Regions from separate parts of the Homo sapiens genome. Here all the other regions are linked to region 2. The links are chromatin loops, found by intact Hi-C in ENCODE. Cell type or tissue: PC-9. All regions are shown on one strand. Region 1 overlaps LINC02966 (long intergenic non-protein coding RNA 2966). Region 2 has its middle 13 kb from the start of IL1F10. Region 3 has its middle 10 kb from the start of IL1RN. Region 4 overlaps PAX8 (paired box 8). Region 5 has its middle 31 kb from the start of IL37. Region 6 overlaps PAX8 (paired box 8).

Region 1 (5,000 bases), 310 kb after region 2:
GACAGCAGTCATAACATAATGGGTGAAAACAAAGCTCAAGTACATGAGGATGATTATATCTTTAATGGTATCTTGAAGCTCTCAGAGATCATCAAGTCTTGACTTCTATGTTAAAAAAGAAAGAAAACTGATGACCCATATTTCAACTGAGGCATGTGACATTTCTGCTCTACTCAGCACTCCTCACTTATCTAACAAAAATTCATTACGGCTTCTTATGTTCCAGGCACCGGGCTAGGTGTTTAAGGAAAACAGAGGGAGGAAATAAAAATGTTTATAAAACGGCTTTTGTCCTCAACAGCTCACAGGGCAGACAGACCCTGACAGAATAGAGACCTCATGAAGAGTGGAGATGGGAAGGGCATTCTCTCCACACGCATCCCTGTCCCACCTCGGAGATTTCCTCCTCAGAACGCTCCCTCTTACTGCTTTCCTGTCTCACTCTTTCAAGCTCTCGGTTTAGAAGGTGTTTCCTTAGAGCACCCTTGCTGACCTCTCAAGTCTGGTGAAAGGCCCTTCTCACTGGTGCCTGGATGCCCTGTGTACTCCTGTCATGCACACAACATAGCATAGTAAAATGCCTGGCGTGTGTGTTTGTCTTTTCAATACTCTGAGCTCTGCTCATTGGCAAATCTCAGGACATAGCACAAGCTGTGGCCCCTAAATGTTAACTGAATGAACGAACGGAATCACTGGTGTCTCTTTAGCTTGAAGAATAGAAAGCCCTTGTAGGACAAAGAAGATTGGGAGAAATGTGAAGTCTGGTGTGGACTCTGTCAGAAGGCAGAACTGAACCAATGGATGGACTTAGAGAGACTTCGGTTTCACATCAGGAATGATATCATAGTCAGAACTCACGACACACATAATAGGTTAGATGAGGGAGGAGGGAGTCCTTCATTGCAGGAGTTTTTAAGGTGAATACAAGAAATGGGAGGCATTCGGCCTGGCGCAGTGGCTCACGCCTGTTAATCCCAGCACTTTGGGAGGCCAAGGCGGGTGGATCACAAGGTCAGGAGTCGAGACCAGCCTGGTCAAGATGGTGAAACCCCATCTCCACTAAAATACAAAAATTAGCCGGGTGCGGTGACGGGCACCTGTAATCCCAGCTACTTGGGAGGCTGAGGCAGAAGAATCACTTGAACCCGGGAGGCAGAGGTTGCAGCAAGCCAAGTTTGAGCTACTGCACTCTAGCCTGGGTGACAGAGCAAGACTCCATCTAAAAAAAAAAAAAGAAATGGGAGGCACTGAGTTTCTGGCTCAGTTTGCTGATGCCAGAAACACAGAGATGACTGGTAAGTAAAATCCACTAGAAAGTGCATGACAGGTTTCTTTTTCCTTATATTTTTCTTTTTTAAATACAAAAGTAATACCAGTCCACTGAAAATTTGAAAAGTATATGGCATTAAAAAGAGAAAAATAACATCTGATAATCCAACAAGATAAACTCTCTAAAATTTCTTTTCTCTTTTTAAATGAATATGTTAAGCTTGAAATATAATTTTAAATTTATCTTGATGTTTTACTCAACAATGTAGAAGCATCTTTTATGTCATTATTTTAAGTCACAACCACTTTTAGTGATGATGATTAAAAGAACCATTTGCTTTTTCCTTACTGTCCCGTTTTTAGATTTTTGGCTAGTGTCTAATTTTTCCCTGTTATAAATAATGCTGAGATGAACAGAACATGTAGAGTTCTAATAATTTGCAAGTGAATAGCATATGAAAAACATGAGCAAAAATTTTGCAGTCATAATGACTCAACACAAGTTTTAAATAAATTACTTTCGTTTTGAGCATTCATTCTTAAATATGTTATAGGAAGTAAGTAAGAAGCATTCCTTACTCCTTATTTTGTTTATAAATTAGTGATGAATTGGAAAGGGTAGCTTGCCCCTGGAATTCTCTGATAAGCACAGGTGATGAGGAAAATGGAGAAATCCAAGAATTCCTTTGTCTTTCCTTAAAAGTAGTCAGCTTTAAGTGCAGGGCAGGCGTGCCCTCTAGCGGCCAAATAAAAAATAAAGAAATACAGGAAACCTTCAGCCACGTAACAATCGCACGTCCCCATCTAGTGGCTAACCTGTGTAAATGCAGTTTTTCTAATCACAATAGCGAATGTTACTTGATTTACATTTGTCTCATGAGGTGAAGAACTGGGAGGAATCTTTGAGATCACGTATTTCAACTTCCTCATTTGCAAAGGAAATAAAACAAGGTTTAGAATAGGAAAGTGACTTGCTCAAGTCCACAAAGACGTTACAAACTGAGCTTAGAATAGAACTCTGGTTTCCTGATGCCCTGATTAATGTTTCCTGCTGGCTCAGCCCTAATCCAGACGCTGCAACTATGTCTCTATTTTCCCCTCATCACACTCTTTGGACCTAGCGAGTGTGCATGTGTGTGTTTGTATGGAACTAGGAGGGTGGGCATTACAAGTCCTTCCTTGCGGCCAGGCGCTGTGGCCCAAGTCTATAATCCCAGCACTTTGGGAGGCCAAGGCGGGCGGATCACGAGGTCATGAGAGCGAGATCATCCAGGCCAACATGGTGAAACCCCGTCTCTACTAAAAATACAAAAATTAGCTGGGTGTGGTAGCACGCACCCGTAGTCCCAGCTACTCGGGAGGCTGAGGCAGGAGAATCGCTTGAACCCGGGAGGCGAGGTTGCAGTGAGCTGAGATCACTGCCACTGCACTCCAGCTTGGGCGACAGAGTGAGACTCCATCTCAAAAAAAAAAAAAAAAGTCCTTCCTTGCTAACAATATGAGCCTCATAGAAATAATTTGCTACCCTCAAATGTGCACCACGCAATTTCCCTAGCTACACCCTGTCTCCAACGTGCCCTTGTTCTGGGGCTGCCACACTCATAACCTGTTGCTGCAGACTTGCACAGTCTTTCCCATGGAGAATGAGCCCAGCATCACCTCAGCAGGGCTGCTGCTACTTTGTTTTTACTGGGACTGCAGAAGTGCTTCTCAGAGTCAGGATTTCTCAAAATTAGGTATGCATTTATTTCTCATACCTCTAGATACTGAAAATTTCATCGTGTAACTTCTTTTTTTAAAATTTATTATTATTATACTTTAAGTTTTAGGGTACTTGTGCACAATGTGCAGGTTAGTTACATATGTATACATGTGCCATGCTGGCGCGCTGCACCCACTAACTCGTCATCTAGCATTAGGTATATCTCCCAATGCTATCCCTCCCCCCTCCCCCCACCCCACAACAGTCCCCAGAGTGTGATGTTCCCCTTCCTGTGTCCATGTGTTCTCATTGTTCAATTCCCACCTATGAGTGAGAATATGCGGTGTTTGGTTTTTTGTCCTTGCGATAGTTTACTGAGAATGATGGTTTCCAGCTTCATCCATGTCCCTACAAAGGACATGAACTCATCATTTTTTATGGCTGCATAGTATTCCATGGTGTATATGTGCCACATTTTCTTAATCCAGTCTATCATTGTTGGACATTTGGGTTGGTTCCAAGTCTTTGCTATTGTGAATAATGCCGCAATAAACATACGTGTGCATGTGTCTTTATAGCAGCATGATTTATAGTCCTTTGGGTATATACCCAGTAATGGGATGGCTGGGTCAAATGGTATTTCTAGTTCTAGATCCCTGAGGAATCACCACACTGACTTCCACAATGGTTGAACTAGTTTACAGTCCCACCAACAGTGTAAAACTGTTCCTATTTCTCCACATCCTCTCCAGCACCTGTTGTTTCCTGACTTTTTGATGATTGCCATTCTAACTGGTGTGAGATGGTATCTCATTGTGGTTTTGATTTGCATTTCTCTGATGGCCAGTGATGGTGAGCATTTTTCATGTGTTTTTTTGACTGCATAAATGTCTTCTTTTGAGAAGTGTCTGTTCATGTCCTTCGCCCACTTTTTGATGGGGTTGTTTGTTTTTTTCTTGTAAATTTGTTTGAGTTCATCGTAGATTCTGGATATTAGCCCTTTGTCAGATGAGTAGGTTGTGAAAATTTTCTCCCGTTTTGTAGGTTGCCTGTTCAATCTGATGGTAGTTTCTTTTGCTGTGCAGAAGCTCTTTAGTTTAATTAGATCCCATTTGTCAATTTTGGCTTTTGTTGCCATTGCTTTTGGTGTTTTAGACATGAAGTCCTTGCCCATGCCTATGTCCTGAATGGTAATGCCTAGGTTTTCTTCTAGGGTTTTTATGGTTTTAGGTCTAACGTTTAAGTCTTTAATCCATCTTGAATTAATTTTTGTATAAGATGTAAGGAAGGGATCCAGTTTCAGCTTTCTACATATGGCTAGCCAGTTTTCCCAGCACCATTTGTTAAATAGGGAATCCTTTCCCCATTGCTTGTTTTTCTCAGGTTTGTCAAAGATCAGATAGTTGTAGATAGGTGGCGTTATTTCTGAGGGCTCTGTTCTGTTCCATTTATCTATATCTCTGTTTTGGTACCAGTACCATGCTGTTTTGGTTACTGTAGCCTTGTAGTATAGTTTGAAGTCAGGTAGTGTGATGCCTCCAGCTTTGTTCTTTTGGCTTAGGATTGACTTGATGATGTGGGCTCTGTTTTGGTTCCATATGAACTTTAAAGGAGTTTTTTCCAATTCTGTGAAGAAAGTCATTGGTAGCTTGATGGGGATGACACTGAATCTGTAAATTACCTTGGGCAGTATGGCCATTTTCACGATATTGATTCTTCCTACCCATGAGCATGGAACGTTCTTCCATTTGTTTGTATCCTCTTTTATTTCCTTGAGCAGTGGTTTGTAGTTCTCCTTGAAGAGGTCCTTCACCTCCCTTGTAAGTTGGATTCCTAGGTATTTTATTCTCTTTGAAGCAATTGTGAATGGGAGTTCACTCATGATTTGGCTCTCTGTTTGTCTGCTATTGGAGAGGTTTGTTATCAGTCCACACCCCTAATGCCCTGACACCCATGAGTCCGTTTTAGTGGAATCCAGATCTCTAAGAAACAGATATAAAATATTTGTTCCTATCCAACTTTGATTACT
Region 2 (5,000 bases):
ATGCCTTGTGAAGGAGTTTTTATCTGGGAGGCCCCAAGGAATCATCCAGGTATTTCAGGCAGGACCCAGATTTTAATCCTGGGCCCCTCAGATCAGCACTGGGCCAACACAGATGCTACTGGGTCCTCAGCTCTTCTCAGCCACCCCCTCCCTCCCCTTCTCCCTCCCTGACTTCTGTTTAGCACTGCCCCGGGGTCAGCTTCCATGCTGTGATTTCACAGTCAGCCTGACCCCTGCTTCATCTTCCCTGACCAGTTCATCACCTTCATGCATGTGTTGAAAGACAAACTTTGGCATATTAAAATTTTAAGGAGTTTATTTGAGCAGAGAATGATTCATGAATCACAAGGTGCCAAATTGCAAGTGATTCAGGGCTCCACCCAGGGGCTACCGGAAAACCATTTATAAGTTGTTCAGGAAGCAAAAGGAAGAAAAAAATTCATTGGTTAAGTGGAAAATCCTTAGTTGCAGGTTAGTCGGCGGTTCCTGATTGGCTAAGCTTAAGTTTCGTTTTCTTAGTCAATGACCATTCACTCTGGGTTGGGTTTTAGTTTACTTAGGCAGGAACCCAACACGCTGGAGTCATCTCAGCCTAATACCTTCCCAATTAATTATTTTAACACATGGTAACTCATTTCTGCTGGCCCTTCCCTTGTGAACTGTGCCCATGGACCACCCAGGCAAATGCAGGCCTCCTCCTACTTACTAGTGGTGCTGTTCCAAGTTGAATCATGTTCTCTATATAACTAAAAAAAATTTTCACATGTAAAATATGCCAATTCTCTAACAGTGCACAGAAGAGGAAGAGGACATAAAGACTTAGAAGACATGTCTCTATGACTGAAGGACACATAGTGCAGATGGGAAAACCAGACCTTGTGAATAAAAGCTCATATTTATTGACTGCAAGACACTCCAAATAGCACTTAGAATCAAATTCTGCAGGACTGTGGTAGAAATAGTGATGGGACTTTCTGGCACTAGGGTTTAAAAGTAAGGAATGGAGGCAATTTCTGACAGGTGCAGTTCAGCGATGCCAAGAGTATTCTTCTCCCACGCCCCAAGGCTCATTCCTTAAATTCCTTCTCCTCCCTAGAAACCACACCAAAGTCTTCACTCCAAAACCTAACCAGGCTAGAGGGTTATTATTATGTGAATTCTAGGGAGAGGTACACTTTAGGTCTTATCCACTATTTACATCTCAGAATGAACTGGTAGGTCCAGAGAGAGAGCAAACAGGCAATTAAACACAGTGTGGCCAGCTTTCGGTCAGGTAGCACCAGGAGCAGGGTGGGTGGGGAGGGTGAATGTGTGTGTCTGTATGTGCATGACGTGTCCATGTATGTGTATGTGTGTGCTGTGTGTGCATACGTGCTTACAAGAGACTCCAGATGTAGGCAGCAGTTGATTCACAGGGGGCCTAGTCTTTGTTCCAAGAAGCTATGGAACAACTTCACACAAGAGGGCGATGAACCCAGGGTCTCCTATAACCTGTGTTTCCTAAGTCATTCCACCAGGATTCAGAATCTAGTCACTCTTCCCTTTGACCCAAATTTTCATCTCGCGATCCTAGGCCCACCTCTCGCATCACAATAGCCCCTAGGAATACCGGCTCAAAACATTGTACAGAAAACTCCGCAGGACACACAACTCATGTCAGTTCTAGGGAAATCTAAACTCAGATTTAAGGAGGAAACAGTAAAAGTGAAGGAAAATGCAGACAACTTTAATGGATACTAACTTTTCCTTGATATAATTCTCTAAAATATACAGCTACTTCATAAATGAACTTGACAGAAACAAGTGTAATGAATATAAACAGTAAAGTTAACATCTTGGACTGAAGCACTGGCATTCGGTTTACCTGACCTTATTTCTGGTTGGATTTTACATTTGCATAACTAAAAGGGTTCACCAGAATTCTACCAAAACACAGTCTATCCCCAGAGCAGATTCCAATCTCCGCCCTCAAAGGCACAGACTCCACGCTATCTAGAGGCTTGATCCCCCTGCCCATTTCTGAGGCTGGGAGCCTGCAGTGTGGCCTTTGGGCTAAAGATGGCGACAGAGATCAATGTTGGCGCTGCCTTTTTGGGGCTAGGTTCTGAATGAGCTCTAACATTTAATTCTTCAAATACTTAGCAGCTACTGTGTGTCAGCCCTTGTGCCTCAAATCCCCGCCTCACTTACAGTAGATGCATCCTTCCACGCAATGCGTGAGAGTAGAACTGGATCCTGTGATGACTTCAGGAAGTCCGGGTGTCCATTCTGTTGGGTAACAATTTTTGTTAGCTCCCCCTTGTCACGAGGGACACAGCCCCTGCTCTCTAGGAGTTTGGAGCTTAGGAGGGAAGGTAGATATTAGACACATACTCATTTCGACATTTTTCCCACCTATGTGAAGGAGCATCACACGAATGCTTGATCCCTTCTCCCCATGACAGAGACGTTGCTGTGAATCTGTCTCCTGTACACTCATTCCCTCCAATTCCCTTGGATGTTCTTGCCCAGGCTCTGGTCACAGAATTGGGTGACAAAGGATGCTGGGAGCCTTGAGTTCTAGCAGAGGCTCTTCCATACTGGAATATTTCTCACAGACATTTTCTGAAGGTCCATAGTCACAGGACCCATGATACAAAAAATAGCACTGGTTATGTAAGTTTGTCTGCATAAAGGACAGCAGACGTAGGTATCAGCTAGTTATGCATTTTGTAGACTGGTTCCAGTGCACACATTCCAATGAGTGCTCATAGGTTTATGTGAGAAAATGTGTTATTTTTGATACCTTCTTCCACATGCCTCTCCCTGTTCACACCCTCTGCTTCAGACACTGGTCTCCTCACAATTCTCCAAAGACACACTCTAGGCACGATGCTACTCCAGAGCTCCAGCAGTAGCCTTGTGTTTTGAACACTTGTTCCCCAATTACCTGCCTGGCTTGTTTCCTCAGTGAGGCCTACGCTGGTTACCCCCGTGAAAACTGCAATATGCACCCCCTCAAATCTCAGCACCCTTAGATTACCTATGGTACTATCACATTCTAATACACTCTATAATTTATTTTTTATTTACTGTACTTTTTTTCCTTTATCCTCCACTAGAATGCAAGATCCACGGGCAGAGGATTTTCTTTTTGCCTTGTTTATGTATTACCAGCATGTACAAGCATTTATGACGTGTCAAGCACTCAGCAACATTTGCTGAATGAAGAAAAGAACTCAAATAGGATTCCCAAAAGGGTCCTACTTAGAGGTCATGCTCTGCAGAGACTAGCACCAGGGCCCCTGTCCAGATTTATTAGGAAAGACTGTGGCATCAGGTGGGAGTAGTGGGAAGAGGGTCTAGTCTCCAGAAGGAGGGCTGGTGAGGGGTGGACAGGATATCAGGGTTTCCAGTCAATATCTGAATCACTTTGCATGGTGTCTCAGTTATCTATTGCTGAGTAACGAACCAACCCACAATGCAGTGATTTAAAACATCAGTGATTCATTATTCCTTCTGATTCTGTGAGTTGACTAGGTGGTTCCTCTGCTGATCTTGCCAGGGCTCTGTTGCACTCAGCTGGAGGCTCAACTCAGCTGGAAAGTCCAAGATAGTCTCTCCCATGTCTGGCTGTTGGTGCTGGCTGTTGGTTGGGGGCCTTGGCTATTCATGTGTCCTCCCATCCTCCAGTAAACTGGAATGACTTTCTTACATGGCTATCTTAGTGTTGCTTCTCAAAAAGGGAAAGGTAGAAGCTGCAAATGCTCTTGAGGCCTAGGGTCCAAAACTCACATTTGTCAGGAAGGACTGTGGCAGTGGGTGGGAGTAGTGGAGAAAGGGTCTAGTCCCCAGAAGTGGAGCTGGTGAGGGTGGATGGGATACTGGGGCTCCCAGCCAATGTCAGAAGCACTTTGTCATAACCTGCCTCATGTTATTCACTCCTAGCATAGCCTGTTGGTCTAAGCAAGTCCCAAGGCCAGCCCTGATTTATGGAGACGTGGGTAGAGAAATGGATTCTTCCTCTGAAGGGGAAGATCTGCAAAGAATCTGTGCCCAAAGTCACTGTAAACAAATGGAAGAGGAGGGGGTAAAGCACAGGCTGACTGATTCGTGAATGTGCACTCCTGACCATCATGCTATGCTGCCTCCATGAGAAACTCTGACATGGCTGTGTAGCCAGCAATTCATTCATTCATTCTTTCATCAAATGTTACTGACCACCTGCAATGTTCAAGTGCAGAACTGGGCAGGGGGCATACAGAATTGAATGGGGTCCAAGATTTGGTGCTCCTAAGGAAGATGAGAAAGCCAGCCTTAGCCAAGCTCTCTCAAATCTTCTTCATCTTGCTCTGTGGTTTTAATGCTAACTAGGAACCCAAGGGAGAGGGTCAGCCCTTGGAATGTCTTCCAGAGGAAGGTGAAGCCCAGCTGGAGTCCCAGTCTGTGGCAAGTAAACTGGGAGAAGCAAGGACAGGCTTAAGGCTTAGCTTCTGTGCCAGGGGCTATGTGTAAGGTTTGACTTCCTAGCCTTCTCAGGTTCACACACTACTCCTCATTCCTTCATGCCCTCCCAAGCCCTGAATTCAATGTTGGGCAACAGTGAGAGCTTAATCAATGGCTTTGAATGATTCTTAGGCAAGCTGAGAGGAATATCAACAAATGTTTTATCCGATATTCCCAAGAGTAGCCTGACCCAAATCCAAGATTATCTCCATGGCCTGCCCCTTTACATCAACTCAGAGGATGCTGCTGACATTATATATTTGCATGCTTACTATGTTAAAAATGTACTGTCAGGAAACCAGAGGCTCTCAAATTATCTTAACCACTTATATCAGGATCAGCTGAAATGCTAGTTAAAAATGAAGATTTCTGGGACTCTACCCCTTACTGGCTAATACAAAATTGCAAAATTGTGGAGCTGAGCCTAGAAAGCTGAATTTCTAGGCAGCCTGTGGGTTATTCTTATGAAGAGTCTGAGGATCTCCAGCCTCTACAGAACGTCACTTCTTCCACGT
Region 3 (5,000 bases), 57 kb after region 2:
CAGTCACATGGGTGAACTCTGGGACTCTGCAGTCACACTCTGACTCTCCTGCTTGCACTGGGTGCTCATAAGCAAGCTAGTTAACACCTCAGAGCCTTGGTTTTCCCACCACTAAATGCAAATAATAGGCAATGCTGAGTTATTGCAAAGTTACTTAATCTTTGCAATAGCCTTCTGTGGTGAGTGGCATATTCTTATTATTATTATTAGTCCTAGAAGAGTCAGTGCTCAAAGGAATCTGCTTTAGAGCCTTATTGCTCCAAGTGTGGTTCATGCATCAGCAACATCAGCATACTTCTGGAGTTAAAATGCAGATTCTCAGATCTCAGGCTTGACTTACTGACTTAGGGTCATCATCTTAACCAGATCTCCCATGCACATTAAATTTGAGAAGCACTGTTTTAAAATGCATTAGCCGGGTGCAGTAGTTCATGCTTGTAATCTCAGCACTTTGGGAGGCCGAGGCAGGTGGATCACATGAGGTCAGGAGTTCGAGATCAGCCTGACCAACATGGTGAAACCTCATCTCTATTAAAAATATAAAATTAGCTGGGCATGGTGGCGCATACCTGTAATCCTAGCTACTCAGGAGGCTGAGGCAGGAGAATCACTTGAACCTGGGAGGTGGAGGTTGCAGTGAGCCGAGATCACACCATTGCACTCCAACCTGGGCAACAAGAGCAAAACTCTGTCTCAAAATAAAGAAAGAAATAAGATAAAATAAAAAGCATAAATCGCACAATGCATAAGTTTTGGCATACGCACTAGCATAAAGGGATTCTCCTACTTATAAACCTAGCCCATCTCCTTACTCTCTATCACACTAGCCCATTGATGACACCAAAAACTCCCCTCTTAACACTTTAGCTGGGCATGGTGGTTCACGCCTGTAATCCCAGCACTTTGGGAGGCTGAGGTGGGCAGAGCACTTGAGGCCAGGAGTTCAAGACCAGCCTGACCAACATGGCAAAACCCTGTCTCTACTGAAAATGCCAAAAAATTAGCCAGGCATGGTGGTACATGCCTGTAATCCCAGCTACTTGGGAGGCTGAGGCATGAGAATCACTCAAACCTGGAAGGTGACAGTTGCGGTGAGCTGAGATCATGCCACTGCATCCCAGCCTGGGTGATAGTGAGACCCTGTCTCAAACAAACAAAAAAACAAAACACTTCCTTACTTTGGTTTAAAGTGTTCCATAAAATATTCCTAAGAGGAAAAACTTTAAATCATCATCGTGCTGCTAGAATGTCAGCTCAACCCATGCAGATATTTTTGTCTGTTTTGTTCTACAGTGTATCTCAAGTGCCAAGGCCATTGCTTGCGATATACTGGGTGCTAAGTGAATATCTGGCCAGTGAATAAATGAATTGGCCACTGATATATCAATATGGATTAATTTATTCGACAGGTCAGCAAATTTGAGAAGACTGGGGACTTGGATCAGGAATATTTTGAAGGAAGCTTAGAAGAGGGAAAAGGCCCAGAGTGAAGGATTTTTCAGATATTTGGAGGTTAAGAAAAAAGATATGACCACGAGGTGGCGGTAGCACACATAGGCTTTCGGGTTGATGCTTTAACAGGTTTACACTGGGGAAGGTCCTTTATAGCAGGAATTGGTCAAGGAGGCTATAGTGTGGAGATGGGGTCCTACTCAGAGGGGAAGGAGGGCAAGAGGACTCCTAGGAAAGAAGAGAATTGGAAAGGGGGCTTACATGGCCAGGTGAAGTCACCCAGCAGCACAGCAGGGAATCTCTGGGTCAGAGAGCTCCTATGGGCTGCAGTGGCTTGAGGCCTTTATGGCTTGGGGCTTATCCTTGGCCAGCAGATATTGGATACAGTTTCATGGAGTATACAGAGCAGGCAGGTTCTAAATGGATTACCATAGGCTTATTGGGGCTATGTTTAAAGCAAGTGGATGTGCAAACATTTGAGTTTGGCTTGGTGGGGTATTCCAGGTCTGGTCTCAGCCTGCGGTGAGGAAATTAATAATCAAGGGGCCAGCACTTTATATAGCACAAGGCAGGGGCCATGGATTAGGAAAGCCAGGCCTGGGGTTCATGCTTAAGTGAGGCTTTTGTTCAACTGGGAGGCGGTGCACAGGTGACTGGGAGGTGGAGGGGCTGAGATGGGAGAGAAAAGCACAGAGAGGGAAGACAAGCAAGCCTCAAGAGGATTGTGGCTTCTTCCGTCACTTCTGGGCCTGATCTACTACAACACTACAGAATCAAGGACAACTGTTTGAAAATTCAAGGCTGAATTCAGGTCTTTCATTGGTGAGTCAGAGTTTTCCTACAGACTCCCTGGGGGGCCCTTGGCCAAGCAACCTCTCCTCCCTAGGCCTCAGTTTTCATAAAAGGAGGGAATTGAACTAGATATGTGTCTTCATCAGGCTGACCTGCAGGAGCTTTTTACCAAAAGTGGCCTACCTCCTCCATCCAGAGGTTCTGATTCACTTGATCTGGGTGTGGGACAAGGACATCATGATGCCAGGGCTGAGGCCCTGTGGACCACATAGCTCCTAAGTCAGGGACCCTGAGGTCAAGTCCTCCCAGCTCTCCCACCTGGCCCTGGTAGTGTCTGTCAATACAATGGAGGGAGATGGTCTTTAACTTCAAAGAAAGGCCACTTACCGCATCAGCAGTACATTTTGACTACATGTTAATTTGGGTTGAAGGTAGAAGATTTTCTATTTTCTCAATCACAGGCTGGCTAAAACACATTTCAAGCTTCATTCTGGGGGGAACATAAATTGGCCTTCAACAGGGGGTGTCAAATTGGGGTAAAATTCTTGCAAATCTTGGGGAAACCAAATAAGTTTTTGTTTTCTCTTCACATAACTATGAAATCCCTAGCCACAACAGCAAATCTCAACATGCTTGATATTCAGCCCAGTTCTCTCCATAAAAGTTTCTGGAGACAATGAAACTCATCTATTGGGTTCTTAGCTTTAAACCTGAGAAAGCTTAAAAACAGGGAAGATTAGCTTTGACGTCTTGCCTCTGGGTCTCCTTCATGTGGAGCTAAAAGAGTAGTTCAGGAAATATCCACCAGGGGTCAGCATTTTGTACACACCTGACTGCTCTGGAAAGTGTTTTTGTTTTTTTTTTTTTAAATAGAAACGGGGTTTCACCATTTTGCCCAGGCTGGTGTCCAACTCCCAGACTCAAGCAATCCGCCCGCCTCAGCCTCCCAAAGTTCTAGCATTACCGTGTGAGCCACCACACCCGGCCTGGAAAGAATCTTGACAAGGCAAATAATCAGTTTGGTTCATGCTCTCAAATTAGTGAAGGTCTGGTTTTTCAAGACTCTCTAGGTGTTTCACTCTAAGGAAAAATTTATTTTCATTCACCTATCAATCAAGCTGAGGTGGGGCCTGACTCCTGACAAGTATCCAAATGTTGCCTATTGCCAATGTCTAGTCTCCAAGGGGTGACACCCGAGAAATTCTAAGTCTTCTGTGCCTGCTTTAAAGTCCACTTCCTGTCATCCTGTTATCTGTTGCAGACCTTTTACCTGTATGATTGACTGGTGTGTGGAATTAACACTTCCCTCCTCGGCCGGGGGAACACACCCACATGTTGGAACTCAGCACAGGAATCCCAACGGCGTGCCTACAAGGGAAATGCGTACTTTTGTGTGTTGGTGGGTAGTGGACAGAACTCGTAAAAGAGATAGATAAAATACCCAGGCACTCACTACAGTGGGGAATGGATCTGTTCAGGGGCCAGCTATGCCTGCATTCTTTCCCAGGGACAGTTGACACAGTCAGATGACTCAGGAAACTTGATTTGCTTGGAGTCAGAGCAGAGGAAAGATCTTAGTGACCAGGGACCTCAAGCTGCCCCACCTGAGCGCTCCACCTCCACTCCAAGGGGCTTCCTGCCAAGAGATCAGTATGTCTGTGTGTAGAGTCAAGACACATCTTCCTTAGGCCACAATGGAGTCACACTGACATCTTCGCCTTCCCTCCTTGGCAGTATTTATTATAAGTCACAGGAGTTTAGTTTTCTTTCAACTCAGGCCTGTGGTTGGAGCACAGGGAGCTAGGCTGGGGCTAGATCTTGCTAACCTAGTAGGCAATGGTAAGGATTCTAGTCTGTCCTAAAGCATAAATAGGCCTTGGACACTCTGAAATTTGTCCTTTCACCACCCCATGCTCTACTTCTAAGTGCTCTCTCTCCCCATCTGCACCCCCTAGTTCCTACAAAAATCTCCTCAAAGCGAGGCTCTTGGACAATTTGTTCCATGAAGACATCGAGCACGGTCCATACCAGCCCTCAATAACCCCCTCTTCTAGACTCCATGAGGACCTGTAGCCCAGACCCCTGATCTGCATGGCGCCTCTGGGGTCTTTCCAGAGGTGTATGTTTTAACCATCCCCTGAGCACCTTAAAGTAAAGATTCAGTGTTTTGCTGTTTGTGCTCCCTAGAGCACCTGGGCGCTTATCGGAAACTGATGAAAACTCACTGCCAACATATTCTGAAGTATATTCATTCATTTATTTAATTTATTTATTTTTTTATTTTTCCATAGGTTAATGGGGTACAGGAGGTGTTTGGTTACATGTAGTAAGCTCTTTAGTGGAGATTTGTGAGATCCTGGTGGACCCATCACCCAAGCCGTATACACTGTACCCTATTTGTAGTCTTTTATCTCTCACCCCCCACCCACCCTTCCCCCCAAGTCCCCAAAGACCATTGTATCATTCTTATGCCTTTGCATCCTCATAGCTTAGCTCCCACATATCAGTGAGAACATACAATGTTTGGTTTTCCATTCCTGAGTTACTTCACTTAGAATAATAGTCTCCAATCTCATCCAGGTCACTGCAAATGCTGTTAATTAATTCCTTTTTATGGCAGAGTAGTATTCCACCTTATAGCTATATCTATCAATATATATATATATATATCATATATCATATATAGATATCATATATATCACAGTTTCTTTATCCACTCATTGATTGATGAGCATTTGGGTTGGTTCCACGATTTT
Region 4 (5,000 bases), 170 kb after region 2:
CCAGGTCTACGATGCGCTGGCGGACCACTTCCGGCAGAGGTCTGCCATTCACAAAGGCCCCTCCCAGCTGGTTCAGCCCTCCATGGCCTAAGGAGACAATATTCCCAGGGACAGCTGTCAGGGTCAGGTAGGAGTTTGGGTGGGGATTAGCTATGAGTACAGGTGCTGGTGTGTGTGTGTGTGTTTGACTGTGACCATGAAATCCCACGGCCAGGCCCTGTGGGCCCCTCTGCACCCCTTCCCCAGTTCTCACTCCCAAGATGCTGGCACAAATGGTATGTGATGCTCATCCCCCACGATGGGATGGTGTCACAGGAGCACCTTGGGCTTGGGGACTCTTCAGGCAGACTCAGCCCTTCACTCCAAATCACAATCCCCTATTTTCTTCCCTCCCTCTGAAAAGTGTGTAAGGAATTGAGGATGTGGGGTCTTCCCATACCAATACTGAGCCGTTTGACCTTGGGGAAAACCCCTTCTCTTCTGAGAGTCTCTTTTCCTTTTGTAAAATGACGGCACAGGTGATTTTCACCTTTCTCCTTCTCCTCATGGAACCAGATTTTAAAACACTACCTCATTGAGAAAAAAAAATACAAAAGAATAAAAGCAGAAACTCTCTGGTAGAGCTTGGGCAGAGAAGGCCTGAGCTCTGTCTGTGGACTTCTGGCCTGAATGACCCCCAAGGTTCCTTCTTTCTCTAATAGGCCAGAGCAGCAGGGACCTGGTGCAGGGTCCTCACAGGCATAGATAGCACTGGGTTCCAGGACTGACACAGGGGCTACAGGCCACTGTGGGAATCTATCCACGTCATGGATGTGTGTACACGTTCCCTTAGCTGCTTTCCTGACTTGGCCTCTGCTCTCTGGCCCCAGCCTGTGTTTCATTCTGAGCCCATCTATCCAGTCAAATCCATTTGTATTGAGTGCTAACTATGTGCCACGCACTGCACAGGTCCCTGATGATGCCAAGGTGAATAAGGCAGACATGATCCCTATTCTTCCCTCATGGGGTTTATTACAGTGAGGTCCTAGACCAGCAAACAGCCAGTTAACATATTTTGTGACCACTTTTGGGACTGGTGACATGCAGAGAGTTATGGGAACCACTGGAGGGGAACTTGACTTGGCTCAAGGAAACACAGAAGGGTTCCTGAGGAGGTCTAAGCTGAGACTGAAGATAAACAGGTACTAGCCAAGTGAGGGAGAGAGGGGAGAAAACTGTTCCAGGCAGTGGGAACAGAATGTGCAAAGACTCAGAGGCAAGAGGATACTTGTCTGTTAGATTTTCCAACATATTCAACTCTATAGTACCTAGAGCCATACTGGGCTAATTTCAGGGCCGAGATTTCCATTTTTCTCATGAGGAGACTGGGGCTCAGAGAGTTTTAGTGCTCTGATTTATATGACTTGTCTAACTCAGCTTATATGAGGAGGAGCTGAGATCCATCCAGAATTTAAGGCTCAGATCAGGGCTGCTCCTTGAGGGGAGCCCTGTTCTGGGGCTAGAGCTATGCCTGGATGCTTGTCATTGGCTCTGCTGTTTTGTGCTGAACATGCCATGGTCTTTTTCACACCAAGGGCAGGATTTGGTGATATGACTGGGAAGGTAGAGCCCTGCAGTGTGGGAGTCAGGGAGCAGGCAGGTGAGAAGGAAGAGCCAACCCCAGCCTTCTGTGTGAACCAGTTAAAGACTGTTTATGGCCGAGGGTGGGAAGTGCCTTTGCTGGGCACACAGTGCCCATTATCACCCACTGACTTAGCACATTCAGAACTGCCTTGCAATGTCTCCTCAGGGGCCCAAGCTGTCTTCAGCAGAACACTCAATTTCCCTTTAATAAAGGGGGTGGGGGCCAGGTGCAGTGGCTGACATCTGTAATCCCAGCACTTTGGGAGGCTGAGGCGGGCGGATCACCTGAGGTCAGGAGTTCGAGACCAGCCTGACCAACATGGTGAAACCCCATCTCTACTAAAAGTACAAAAAAAAAAAACTAGCTGGGCATGGTGGCACATGCCTGTAATCCCAGCTACTCGGGAGGCTGAGGCAGGAGAATTGCTTGAACCTGGGAGGTGGAGGTTGTGATGATCCCAGATCGCATCATTGCACTCCAGCCTGGGCAACAAGAGCGAAATTCCGTCAAAAAAAAGAAAAAAAAGGGAGGTGGGGGTGCTCTAAGCCTCTGCCCTGGGCAGTAAGTCAGGAGGAAAAGCCCTCTGGCCAAACACCCAGCAAGAAGGATGCAATGACCCATCTTCCTGGTGGACACAACGGGTGAGCTTGGGCACAGCTTCCACCTATGCCTGTCCAGGCAAGTCTTCCTAGTGACTGCTTCTCCACTAGGGCTGGAAGAGTGCTTGGAGGGCCTTCAGGAGAGCCCAGATGGTGGGCAGAGGGGCCTTTGCCCAGTCCTAAGCCCATTCCTCTGGTCCTCACTGGCCAGAGTGCCATTTGTGAATTGCTGTAGCCATTTGCCCTCACTGCATCATTGTTGCCTTCCGGCTCTTTTGGGTCCAGGCACTGAACACAAGGGGGCGCCAGACAGCCACCCAAACACAGACAAGACCTTCAGCAGTCCAGCTTTGTCCTCATTTTCCAGAAGTTTCCGGGCCGTATCCACCCAAACCTAGGTGTTTAGGCTGGGACCTCTATATCTGAAAGCAAGGTTTCTTAGAGGTGGAGGTTCTTCACCTCTACAAATGTGAAGCAGGTTTAAAAAAAATGCCATTCTGGGGTGGCATGAATTGGGTATTGTGCCTTTTTTTTAAAAAAAGAAAACGACGCTGTAAGTTGTGTGGGACATTGCTCTTAATTATTATGAAGGACTGACTCGCATCCTTAGAAACCCAAACCCTCAGGAAGCCACCTGAGAGGTTATTTACCGTTATCAGCAAGCATTGTAGTGCTGGGAAAGATGCATTCACATTTCTGGCCCCTAAACGGTGAATTCTCTGGTGCTTATTTTATTTGACTGTCTTCTGAATGACTTTGTGTTACTGTGGAAAGAGTCTTGGGCCTGATCCCTTCTTTGACACTGCCTGTTTTAGTCTTATCATTTGAGAAAGTGGGTTTTTTTTTCAACCTTAGTGTTTTTATCTATCGAATGGAGCTTAACAAAACTTATGCCTGCTGCTGACTTAAACCCCTATAAGAAGATAGGGGGGCTGGGTGTGGTGGCTCACGCCTGTAATCCCAGCACTTTGGGAGGCCGAGGTGGGTGGATCACGAGGTCAGGAGATCCAGACCATCCTGGCTAACATGGTGAAACCCCGTCTCTACTAAAAATACCAAAAATTAGCCGGGCATGGTGGCAGACGCCTGTAGTCCCAGCTACTCAGGAGGCTGAGGCAGGAGAATGGCATGAACCCGCAAGGCAGAGCTTGCAGTGAGCCAAGATCACACCACTGCACTCCAGCCTGGGTGACAGAGCAAGACTCCATCTCAAAAAAAAAAAAAAAAAAGAAGATAGGGGGACCAGGATGGAGAAGTGTTTATTTAGATAAACAAATCTTGCTATAAATGTAACGTTTTTCTAATTTGTAATATTCCCATGGTTGAATGTTATGACCCAATCTTGGGAGTAGGACTAGGACTAGGGAGTGTTTTCTCAAACTTCAGTGTGCATCAGAATCACTTGGCAGTGAGGGTTATTAAAATACAGAGTACTGAGCACAATGCCCTAAGTTTCTGAATCAGTAGGTCTGGGATTGAACTAAGAATTTATGTTTCTAAGAAGTTTCCACATGGTGCTAATGCTGCTAGGCCAGGGTCACACTTTGAAAACCACTGGTTTAGGCCAGGTGATGGCTGGTAAATTAAGCGTAAGAGAATAACTCTTCATACTCCTCCAACATTCTTCTGACAATAATAATGATTGTTTGTATATTATGGTTTTCATTTCTTTTCAACTCAAGACATTGACCAAGTGCCTATCATGACTCAGGTACAAAGCACTGGGAATACAACCTTGAACAAGACAAGAATCCTGGCCTTCAAGGAACTTCGAACCTTTTGGGGGATATGATAAGACACATTAGGAATCACCATGTTAATGGTTATCTTTCTTGAAGGATATAAGTCCAGGTGCTTGGGGAGACCCGTAAGTGGTTAGAGGGAAGCTGCAAGGAAGAGTATCTAGGAGGTAACTAGGTGAAGAATTTTCTTCAGGGGGAAAGAAATCCATGCATAAAGTCTTGGTGCCTTCAAGAAATTGAAAGACATTTAGTGTGGCTGTAGGACAGGCAGGAAAGAGAATTTGGAAAGAGCCTGCTGGCTGCAGATGGAGATGGCCCCTATGGTTTGAAGTTTTAAGCTGAGTCTCTGCAATGGAAAGACCTTTGTCTTTCCTGTGTCCGGTGTGGGGGAGTGGACTCTTCTGGGTGAGTCACCACCAAATGCCCAGAGGTGGGTGCAGACTTCCTTCCTGCACTGGGGTTGGGGGGACGATTGGCGCCCACTGTGCTGACCACCTCTTCATGCAGCTGCAGGTGGGGTGGGCTTTGAGGCCGGAAGCCAAAAATGAGTAGGAGCCTCCTGGTTGGGCGGGAAGTGGGGTGAGGGGGGAAGGTGTGGCCCAGGAAGAGGTTTGAAGCCTCATAAGCAAAGACTCTTTGTATGTCTGGAGGATTGTGAGTGGGGAGGTGGGGTGGGTATGGGGGAGGAAGACAAGACCGCCTGGCCGGATGCAAGCAGGTTCCTGAGTGAAAGGTACTCAGACGGGAAATGCAAGCTTTCCTGGGGTCAGAGAGGACTTATCGTACAGTAAAGGGATTGGAGCTCAGCAAAGGTCTAGGTGAAGCTTGCTGTCCAGAAACATATCCTTTTGAAAAGTGACCATTCAGGGAGGTCTTAGGACTTTGTTGGTAATTTCTTCATCCTTTATAGAGCTCTGAGTAGTTGGGATGGCAGAAAGAAAACAGAGACACTTATTGACCAAAATTCTTGTTATATGCACCAATATCCAAACCCTTAAGATGTGGAAATCCTTTCTCCATGTTCCTATAGTCCTT
Region 5 (5,000 bases), 140 kb before region 2:
GGACATAGTCTGTTCCTAACTCTGGGACTACCTGTGCCTTTTGACTGTGCCCAGTGAGCAGCTGTGGCTCTGGGCCCAGACCCACAGGGCGATAAGGCACAGAGGTACGCATGGAGCAGGCTGTCCTTGCTGAGTGATCATGAAGATACACTTACATAGAGCAGCACTTTTCCTTCCAGTCTTTGTGATTTAACTCATTAGATCCTTATAACAAGAGTCAGTCCTCTATTTAACCCATGAAGCACAGGTGGAGTCCAAGCTTAGTTTGTGAAGGATGAGCCAAAAGGATTCTTCTCTTGTAGACCTCAAGCTCAGCTCTCTCCATGGGCCCTGGAGTAGGTGAGAAGGCCTCTGTCTTCCAGAGCCCACTGCCAATCATCTACATTTTCTGTTAGCCCAATTCTAGGACATTGCTTTACCAACTGAAGGGTGAGAACTATCATAAGTTATAAAAATCAATTGAAAAACAAAAAGGTACAGAACAGAAAATAAAAGATGAGAATCTATTAAACATAGTGATGTTACTGGAAAAGGGGGTCTCAAACCAGACCCCAAGAGAGAGTCCTTGGATTTCACACAGGAAAGAACTCAAGGTGAGTTGCAGGGTGCGGTGAATTGAGAGAGTTTATTGAAAGCTATTCCATTACAAAGTAGAGCATCCTCAGACAGCAAGTGGAGGAACATGCCATCATTAAATTTTTCTTATATAGGAATCTTGTCTATATAAAGACTAAACTAAGCTGTGGCTATGTGTGGGTGGGCCGACAGCATGAAAACATTTATTCTCCTATTGATTTAAAGAGAACTATCCTTGACATTTTAGTGTGTTTAAGTACATCAAAGCATAACTATAATTATCTTGAAAGCATATATTTTTATAGGGATTGGGACATCTGGGCTTTCTGTTGTTGTAGAAGTTTGTCCTTGCAGGGATTACCAAGCCACTTCCTTAGCTGTAAACATCTTAGGGCCATGGGTCCTGACTGGCAAGGAATGTGTCTTGCTAGTTTTAAGATGGGCTTGATTTGAAAATGGTGTCCATCTGGCTCTCCTAGGCTCCTGCTTTCCTAACAGTAAGGGTAAATGCTATGTTATGAAATGTCATTTCTGCCTTTAGCTTGCAAACTCTTGATGGTGAAATTCTCCTGTCCGTTTTCAGTGGGGTATTTATTCTGCATCCACGTCTTCACAAGGAGCTGAAAACAAATTGGATGGAAGCAACTGGGTTTTATGGGACACGTTAATGTTTTAATGTCATTTGGTGTGGAATTCAGATGTCCAAGCAACATTTTACACTACAAATCTGCAACTTTAATAATCACTCAAAGTACCTGAACCTCAATGCTTTCAGACAGACTTGGTATAAAGCCACCACCTCTTTCTATTATGGCAGCCCTATCCTGAGGACACAAATTTCTGCAGGGCTTCTGGCATATCTCTGATTAAACAAATGTCAACAAGGTTAAAACAAATGTCATCTCTGATTTGTTTGTTTTAAAGCCTGGATTTACTCATTGAATATTTCACTCCTACTAGCATGTCTTGTAGTAGTTTTCTTCAGGGACCCTAATTATTGCTATTAAAAATATGTGTGCAGCTACATGTTTTTTTTTTATCAATTTGCAATGAAAACTTTAATTGAATAATCTATTAGTGTTATTATTTGAAAGTGAAATCTTTTCCTTTTGCTTTCTTGTTCTCACACATAGTGCAGACAGTTTCCACACGGGCTCATAAAAGGAATGATTCTGCCTTGTGTGAACTTTTTGCCTTTATTGTTAATTGCACCATTTTGTGACTGGCTTCTTGACCCTGTTGTAACCAAGCTCATAATGTACATTATTTCTTATTTTGCAGTTGTAGACACTTGAGGAAGTTCCCATTCTTTGTTTCTTCTTGCTTTTGTTCCCTGTGATAACTTTTTCATGCAGACATTTTTTTTTTTTTTTTTTTTGAGACCGAGTCTTGCTCTGTCATCCAGGCTGGAGTGCAGTGGCATGATCTTGGCTCACTGCAACCTCTGCCTCCCAGGTTCAAGAGATTCTCCTGCTTCAGCCTTTCTAGTAGCTAGGATTGCAGGCGTGCACTACCACACCCAGCTAAATTTTTCAAATTAGCCACCCCACCTGGCTAATTTTTGTATTTTTAGTAGAGACAGGGTTTCAACCATGTTGGCCAGGCTGGTCTCGACCAGGTGATCCACCCGCCTTAGCCTCGCATAGTTGCAGGTGCTATTCTGAGCTCAGGGCTCTGGCAGCTACAAGCCCAAGATGCGGTCTCCAACATGTGGCCATTCAATGTCATGGCGCCCTCTACTGGTCCTGGGAAGCGCAGCTCTGCCAGTAGCTCCAGCAGGGCACAGCTGTTAAGTCGTGATGTTCTACAGGTGACCAAAGGGCAATCTCTGGACTCCTTAGCCGCTAGGTCCTCTCTGTAGCAGGACCCAGGAGAAGGCAGGGGCTGAGGATGGCTCTCTTAGACATTTGTGATGAACCAAACGTGTGCATTCATGAAACTTCTGTGAGCAAGCAGGTGAGTAGAGTTGGGTTATAAAAAGTCTTAGGGTCTCACTACAGAGATGGACTTGCTGTGTAGATGGTGCAGAGCCGCTGAAGAGTTCTACTTGGGGTAATGGTGTGATTGGGTTTGCGTTTTAGGAAGATTTCTTGGCCAGAATGAGGCGGGCAACCCAGAGCAGGGAGTGGCCAGAGGTGGGTGTGCAGTTATGGGCCAGTAATCCAGGTGATAAATGGTGTCTCTGAGCTTCAGGTGGGGGTGCCACATGTCTCCATCTGCTCTGTACCCTTGAGACTGGCCTTATGGGCTGCCTTAGTGGTCTGTTGTCCTCTATCTCCTGGTTGGGCTCAGGCAATGGGAGATCAGAGGGAGGAAAGAGAGCTTGGTTAGAGTGCACCCGCGCCCCTTCAGGTTGGCAGTGGCCACATTCCCCTATACAGAAGGCCACAGTTTCTGTCAGTGGCCCTCCCACAGCCCCAGCTTTCTCAGTGGGCCAGCCACCTCCCCATCCCTTGCTCCTCCTCCTCCAGAGAGGGTTGTGGATTTCCACTGTCAGCAGTGCCTGGAGCTCCACCATCTCCTGCTGCTTCCTCTGGACCTGCCTGCAGTTTTATAAATAACCTTTCCTTACATTACCTCTAGCATGCACCTTTTGTGTGTATACTCTGCCCCCTGTCAGCACATGACTCATGCCAAAGAGTTTGAATTTTTTTCTCCAGGCAACGGGAGGTCATTGGAGGATTTTAGACATTGAGAACAGATGTGTATTGTGGAAATATCTGTCTGACTGAAGTGACCAGGATGGTCCAAAAGAGCGAGAATTTGAGGCAAGCAAACCATCAGCAGGCCAGCAGCAGAAATCCAGGTCATAAACAGGGAAGCTGAGGCTCACAGGGTTGGATCAGGGAATGGGAGAGGGAAGCCAAACAATTCCATGAGCATGTCAGTTGCACATATGACTTGGTAACTATTTTTATTTTTATTTTTATGTTTTGAGACAGAGTCTCGCTCTGTCACACAGGCCAGAGTGTAGTGGCATGATCACAGCTCTCTGCAACCTCTGCCTCCTAGGTTCAAACAATTCTCCTGCCTCAACCTTCCAGGTAGCTGGGACTACAGGTGCGCACCACTACACCCAACTAAGTTTTGTATTTTTAGTAGAGATGAGGTTTCACTGTGTTGGCCAGGCAAGTCTCAAACTCCTGACATCAGGTGATCCACCCACCTCGGCCTCCCAGAATGATGGGATTACAGATGTGAGCCACTGTGCCCAGCCGGTAGCTAATTTAAAAAAGCTGTAAATTTAATGTTTTGGGTTTTTTTCAGGCCACAAAATGATTGTTTCAAAAATGTCAATAGCATCAAAATGTTCTGCTTTTCCCTGTCTTAAACCACTCCCCAACATTTCCCACACAAGCTGGGCTAAGCCAGCTGGCCCTTTCATTGGTGTTAAACCTGGATCTTTCTGGAACCACTGTTAAATCACTTAGACTAGTCTAAGAGATATATGGTCACCAGCCTGTATAGTGTCATCAAAGTATAATGTGAGCCACCTACATGAGCCACATAGGTAATTTTAATTTTTTTTTGTACCTATGTTAACAAAAATGGAAAGAAATAGGTGAAGTTAATTTTTCAAATATATTTTATTTAACCTAATATTCAAATTATTATCACTTCAAAATGCAATACATATAACATTGTTGAGACATTTTGCATTCTTTTTTTGGTGCCAGGTATTTTTTATTCTTAAAATATTTAATTGACAAATAGATTATATATATTCAATGTGATGATTTGATTTGACAAGCATCTCATTTTCTCTACTCTCAGGCTCTGGCAACTACCATTCTACTCTGTTTCCATAAAATTAACATTTTCATATTTCATATGTAAGTGAGATTATGTGGTATTTGTCTTTCTGTGTCAGGCTTTGATTTTACTTAGCATAATGTCCTCCAGGTTTATCCAGGTTATCTCAGATGTCAGGATTTTGCTGAATAATATTCCATTGTATATATATATGTACCTGATTTTCTTTATCCATTTATCTGTTGATGGACATTTAACTTGTTTCTGTATCTTGGCTATGGTGAATAACGCTGCAACGAACATAGGAGTGCAAGTATCTTATTGAGATACTGATAGTATTTGAATGTATTCCTTGAAGTGGAATTGCTGGGTCATATGGTAATTCTATTTTTAATTTTGTTAGGGAATCTCCATACTGTTCTCCATAATGGCTGTACTAATTTACATTCCTATGAATAATGTACAAGGGTTTCCTTTCCTCCACACCTGGCCAACACTTATCTCATTTTTTAATAATAGCCATTCTAACAGGTGTGAGATGATATCTTGTTTTGATTTGTGTATTTCTCTGATGATTAGTTATGTTAAGCAGCTTTTCATACATCTCTTGGCCATTTGTATGTCTTCTTTTGAGGAATACCTATTCAGGTACTTTGCCCATTTTAAAAAAA
Region 6 (5,000 bases), 160 kb after region 2:
CAAAATATCTACTCAGAATCCTATAGCTATTTCAAAATCCAAGTAACTTAGAAAAAAAGGAAAAAGAAAACCTATATAGTCAAATCTTTTGGTGATTTTGTATTCAATGACTGAAACTTCCCAGTGATTATTGGGCTTTTTAGCTGGAATTGAACTTGAATCGGGGCAGAGCAGCACAATGCTTCAGAACTTCAGCGACTCTGAGCCCTGGTTCTGCAATGACCTGCCAAGTAGCTTTAGTCTACTTGACTGCTCTGAACCTTAATTTTCTCACCTGTATGGGAATCATAGACTCTACTTTATGAGGCTGACGTAAGCATTACATGAAATTTTGTATACTTATACATAATGTGCTTAGCACCGAATACTTGGTGACAGCAGATGCCCAATGAGAGTTATCACAGATATTATTTCAGAATCGTGAAGAGTCAGAAGCCACCAAATTCTTGATTTCTGTCAATAAACTGATATTCATATTCTGTTGATTTTTTTTGATGCATTTGTAAAATAGGGAAACAAGAGCTGTATGACTTCTAGCTATGTCTGGTCATGAAATAGCAACCAGGAATAAGGCCACATGATGTTTCTGATGAACACTTCCCCCTGCCCTTTTTTTTTTTTTTTCAGATGGAGCCTCGCTCTGTCACCCAGGCTGGAGTGCAGTGGCACAATCTCGGGTCACTGCAACCTCCGCCCCCCAGCTTCAAGCGATTCTCCTGTCTCAGCCTCCCGAGTAGCTAGGATTACAGGTGCACGCCACCAGGCCTGGCTAATTTTTATATTTTTAGTAGAGATGGGATTTTGCCTTGTTGGCCAGGCTGGTCTCAAACTCCTGACCTCAGGTGACCCATCCACCTTGGCCTCCCAAAGTGCTGGGACTACAGGTGTGAGCCACCATGCCTGGTCCCCCACTTGTTGATTTTGCAGAAAAGATAGCTGTGTTACAACCTGTCCTAAGGTCAGGTATGAATACTTGTGCTTCTTTCTTGGCTCCCCAAGCCAGAGGGCATTCCTATGCCCAGGTGAGAGAGCACGGAGTGTTACTTTGGCAGCACAGTCAGTTACCAGAGGTAGGAAAAGCAAAGGCCAGGCAGGACATGAGGGGCCCTTGCACTGGCTGGTTCTCCCTGCCTTCACCACCCTCCAGGTGAATGACTGGGTGAATAATGATTGACTGAGGAGGTAATGAATAATTTATGGACACTGCTGGACCTCAGTCTCCTCATCTGAAAGATGAGTGGTTGGAGAAGTTTAATGGTTTTCAAATGCTTTTTTTTTCAGTCTTCAAATAAGTGTTTACGTAGAAGCACCATATCTGAAACAGGTGACAGTGGACCAGTCTGAATGAAATGAGGGTTGGCAGGCCTGAGCTCCAAAACCTTCTGATTGCCCAAGCCCTCCTTGTCTTGCTTGGATTATCTCCACACAAATGGAGAAACTGGACAAGGTGGTCATGGAGGTCCCTGAAAGCTCAAAGACTTTCTCATTCCAGGATTCCCCATGTTCATATGCCAGCATGGCATGGGGGTGCTCTGTAGTCAAGCAGGGTCCTTTGGGGGGCTTAGGGATGGAGCCAGGAAATGGCTCTGGGACTCAGCGGGTGTCCAGAGTCTCATCAGCAGGGTTTCTTTACTTTCACTGAGTGGCTGGTGCCTGCACACTGAGTTTTGCAGGCTTACTCTCACAGAGTGAGCTTCCTGCAGGCCCCCCACTGCAACCCCTTTCCTTCCTGGAGCTGTGTGCTGACTGGTGCGTGAGCACCCCAGGCCCTCTCCCCATGCTGCTGATGGTCAGCTTTCTCTGCACGCTCGTGGTTGCCACAGTCAACGCTGATAAAATTGCTGATGCAGATTGCCTGCCCAGCTGCGAGTGCTGGCACGGGACCAGCAGCCCAGACGGTCACTGGAAGTGGTTGGGCTGATTATTGGCATCATCTCCATTGTCCTACTCGGTTCTTAAAGGCATATGGACTTGCCTCACTCCTACAGCAAATGACGGCATGGGCAAAGAGGGGCAACAGACCCACCCTGAAGACACTCCTCATCTGGTTGACTTGGCAGGGTTAAGGGAAAAAGATGTGATGACTAGGAGCTGAGAGCTTAGTGGTTCTGCCAGAGCTGCAGAGTCTTTGTTGGCCTCAGGGTGGGACCTCTCACATCTCTGTCAGCTTTTCACGGACACCAACCTGTTATGATTCATTTCACCTGTCCTGAGCACTAGCAAGAAAAATTCGCTGTAGCTTGTGATGTATTATTCTGGATTTCTCAACTCATTCATTTGTTCATTCATTCACTATACCATTACTGTCTATTATAAGGGGGGCACAATGGTAGGTGCTGGGAATAAAAACGATGTTTAACGTTTCATGAGGCTTCCCTGTCCTTAAGGAGTCCGCGTGTCTTTGTACCTGTCTGTCTGCTAGATTATTAAGTGACACTGTGAGAAGCTACTGAGAGCAGCATGTGGGACATGCAGAAGGGCAAGAGGCAGGAGAGATGATTCATGTCGGAGGGGCAGGGGAGGACTGACGGAGAGGGTGATGTTTGGCTGAGTCATGAAGGCTAGTGGTATTTTTCCATGCAGAGAAGTGGGAGGAAAGGCATTCTGTGTGGAGGGCACACAGTGTGCAAGGGCAGAGAGGTGTGAGCGAGGGTGGTGAGCTCGGGGCCATGAGTAATGCAAGAGCATGGGGTGTGCAGGATGAGTGGCCAAAGGTGGGGCTAGGAAATAGTGGCTGAGGTCATTATGTGAAGGCTTTGTGCTACTGCTTCAGAGTTGTGGAACGTGATGTTGCAATCTGGGAAAGACGCTGATGGCAAGGGATAGCATCATCAGGTTGTGCTGCCATCCCTGAAAGGCCCAGGCTCAAAGGTTTTGGGTGAAGGAAGCCAGGAGGGTTAGAAAGGGAGGAAGATGCCAGGGCATCTGGTAAAATAAAGCATGTGTCAGGCTTGGAGTTGCATAAGGCAGGTGCCCTGAGCCCATTGATGCAACTTCCAGCTGCTTTGATGGAGCACAGGCTCATTTGGAGAATAGACCTTCTCTGGCCCTTGCCCACCCTGTTCACCTCCCAGGGCCCAGCTTCTCACCTGCTCGCCTTTGGTGTGGCTGGGGGAGGCATAGGCCTCTGGGTAGTGCTGCCGCTCAAATGGGCACTCGAGCGGCTCGAGGTGGTGCTGGCTGAAGGCATCCGTGCGAAGGTGCTTTCGGGGTCCGCTGCTGCTGCTCTGTGAGTCAATGCTTAGTCGGCAGCTATCCTGATCACCTGGTACCCCCCGGGAAGGAAGAAAGCTTTTAGGGGACCTATCTATTCATGCTCTAGGCCAAAGTAGAGGACTGACTCCAAGCTGACTCACTGTGGAGGGAGAAAAAGGGCCAGCCACGTGGGCCCAGGAGCCTTGGCCAACTGAGGGACAGGACATGTGACAGTCACATGCAGAGCCCCTACAAAGTCCCATATCATAAGTGGAAGGGTTTCTGTCCCCATCAAAGCCTGAGCAAACTGCTCTCGTGCACCGCCCGCTGCCCTCCTGTCCCAGCACTCACTGTCATCCATTTTCCTCTTGTCGCTGCCAGGCTGAGCGATGCCCAGGAGCCCATTGATGGAGTAGGTGGAGCCCAGGGAATCCGACTGGGGTGACTCCGGGGGAGTTACAGCTGAGCTGGGGACTGCAGTGGGGGAGAGGGAGAGGGTCAGGGGTGGGAGTGACACCCCTCACAGCCCTGGGTGACTCTGGGGTAGTTACAGTTGAGCTGGGGACTGCAGGGGCTGGGGGAGAGGGAGAGGAGCAAGGGGTGGGACACCCCTTACAGCCCTGGGGTGACTCTGGGGGGACTGCGGTGGTGGGAAGAGGGAGAGGGTCAGGGAGTGAGAGTGACACCCCTCACAGTCCCTGCTGACACTGTGCAGGAGGCAGCAAGCCGAACCATGGACTGAGCCCTGGAGGGGCTCAGGTCCTTCCTCCAGGGGGCCTCCTGGTGGGAGGGATTCTTGGAGTTAGAGCTGTCTCAAGTGTTTGCACCTCTCCATAGTTCAGTGAATCTGCCCTGGGAACAGGCCAGACTTCGTCGCAGTGGCACAACTCAGTCTACACATGGGTTTGTGAATGGTACTGTGCACAGCTATGTCTGTGTGGGTGTGTCTGTGTGTGCCTCTGTGTATATGTGGGTATGCTGAAGGGGAGGTGTACACGAGCATGTGTGTGTATCCAGGTCTCTCAGCACTCACTCAGCGTGTGTCCGGGACTCAGGGACTTGGTGGCCACGCAGCTGTCCATAGGGAGGTTGAATGGTTGCTGCACTTTGGTCCGGATGATTCTGTGATGAAGAGAAGAAAGGCCATGAGAGAGAAGAGGAGGAAAGAGAACTCATGGCTGCCCCAGACCCAGTCGCCTTTTTGACACCCCTTTTGGGTATCTCCAAGGCACTTGAAACTCAACTGTCCACAGTCAAGTCTGTGACCCTACTCCGCATGCCTAGTCCTCCTCAGTTGTCCGCATTTCATGATTGGTACCATCAGTCACTCAAGGCCAAAACAGAGATGGGGCTTAACCTCTGCTTCCCTCTCTTTCCTATCAAACCCATCATCAAGTTCTGTGTTTTGACCTTGTGAACCTTGCCAACGTTGACCCCTCTCTGCGTCTCTCCATCAGCACCTTAGTGCATGTCATCACCAGTGTTCCAGGGTCACTCAGTGGCCCACGCCCATCCCCTCTTGGCCCTTTCTAAGTGATTCTCCCTACTGCAGCCAGAGTGGACTTTCTGAAATGCAAGTTGGCTTAAAATCTGCCAAGGGTTTCCCATTGCTTTATGACCAAAGGCAAGAAGATATAACACAGCCCCCAGCCTCTGAAAGGTCACCTCTGCTGACATCTTCAACTTCAGCCTACCTTGTGCTCCCCTGCTCTTTATCTACTGGTTTTCTTTTCTTTCTTTCTTTTTTTTTTTGAGATAGAGTCTTGCTCTTGTCGCCCAGGCTGGAGTCCAGTGGCGTGATCTCA

Evidence for each region. Peaks named below come from ENCODE experiments on the same cell type or tissue, not always from the same donor. Only the 100,000 strongest peaks of a DNase experiment are listed, where the experiment ranks them.
Region 1: a loop joins it to region 2, with 11 times the contacts of the local background. A loop is called at or near these places in 8 of 110 quality-filtered maps.
Region 3: a loop joins it to region 2, with 16 times the contacts of the local background. A loop is called at or near these places in 21 of 110 quality-filtered maps.
Region 4: a loop joins it to region 2, with 11 times the contacts of the local background. A loop is called at or near these places in 4 of 110 quality-filtered maps.
Region 5: a loop joins it to region 2, with 4 times the contacts of the local background. A loop is called at or near these places in 3 of 110 quality-filtered maps.
Region 6: a loop joins it to region 2, with 7 times the contacts of the local background. A loop is called at or near these places in 4 of 110 quality-filtered maps.

What each region holds. Positions count from the first base shown.
Region 1 is chr2:113,388,435-113,393,434 of GRCh38, forward strand. The region is part of intron 2 of LINC02966 (long intergenic non-protein coding RNA 2966); the gene reads left to right. Among named protein-coding and RNA genes, the nearest start is that of ZNG1B, 47 kb to the right of the region's middle. In PC-9, CTCF peaks have their summits at 2,031 (motif pointing left) and 2,231; a DNase peak (open chromatin) is centred at 2,067; H3K27ac peaks cover 801 bases.
Region 2 is chr2:113,078,188-113,083,187 of GRCh38, forward strand. No RefSeq gene overlaps it. Among named protein-coding and RNA genes, the nearest start is that of IL1F10, 13 kb to the left of the region's middle. RefSeq lists an enhancer at 1-882. In PC-9, CTCF peaks have their summits at 714, 2,015 and 2,220; DNase peaks (open chromatin) are centred at 404, 1,154 and 2,104; H3K4me3 peaks cover 1,344 bases; H3K27ac peaks cover 3,021 bases.
Region 3 is chr2:113,135,526-113,140,525 of GRCh38, forward strand. No RefSeq gene overlaps it. Among named protein-coding and RNA genes, the nearest start is that of IL1RN, 10 kb to the left of the region's middle. RefSeq lists a silencer at 1-91. In PC-9, CTCF peaks have their summits at 1,516 (motif pointing right), 1,715, 3,045 (motif pointing right) and 3,253; a DNase peak (open chromatin) is centred at 3,056; H3K4me3 peaks cover 457 bases.
Region 4 is chr2:113,246,833-113,251,832 of GRCh38, forward strand. It overlaps PAX8 (paired box 8), which reads right to left. Exons shown (of 12, transcript NM_003466.4): 3 at 1-87. It overlaps PAX8-AS1 (PAX8 antisense RNA 1), which reads left to right. Exons shown (of 6, transcript NR_015377.2): 2 at 3,935-4,074. Among named protein-coding and RNA genes, the nearest start is that of PAX8-AS1, 13 kb to the left of the region's middle. In PC-9, CTCF peaks have their summits at 2,526 (motif pointing right) and 2,728; a DNase peak (open chromatin) is centred at 2,544.
Region 5 is chr2:112,939,622-112,944,621 of GRCh38, forward strand. No RefSeq gene overlaps it. Among named protein-coding and RNA genes, the nearest start is that of IL37, 31 kb to the left of the region's middle. In PC-9, a CTCF peak has its summit at 2,336 (motif pointing left); a DNase peak (open chromatin) is centred at 3,200.
Region 6 is chr2:113,238,462-113,243,461 of GRCh38, forward strand. It overlaps PAX8 (paired box 8), which reads right to left. Exons shown (of 12, transcript NM_003466.4): 5 at 4,229-4,317; 6 at 3,547-3,669; 7 at 3,090-3,265. All of the region lies in intron 1 of PAX8-AS1 (PAX8 antisense RNA 1), which reads left to right. Among named protein-coding and RNA genes, the nearest start is that of PAX8-AS1, 4.7 kb to the left of the region's middle. RefSeq lists an enhancer at 2,459-3,658. In PC-9, no CTCF peak of the experiment used is centred here; DNase peaks (open chromatin) are centred at 2,140 and 2,660; H3K4me3 peaks cover 861 bases; H3K27ac peaks cover 4,347 bases.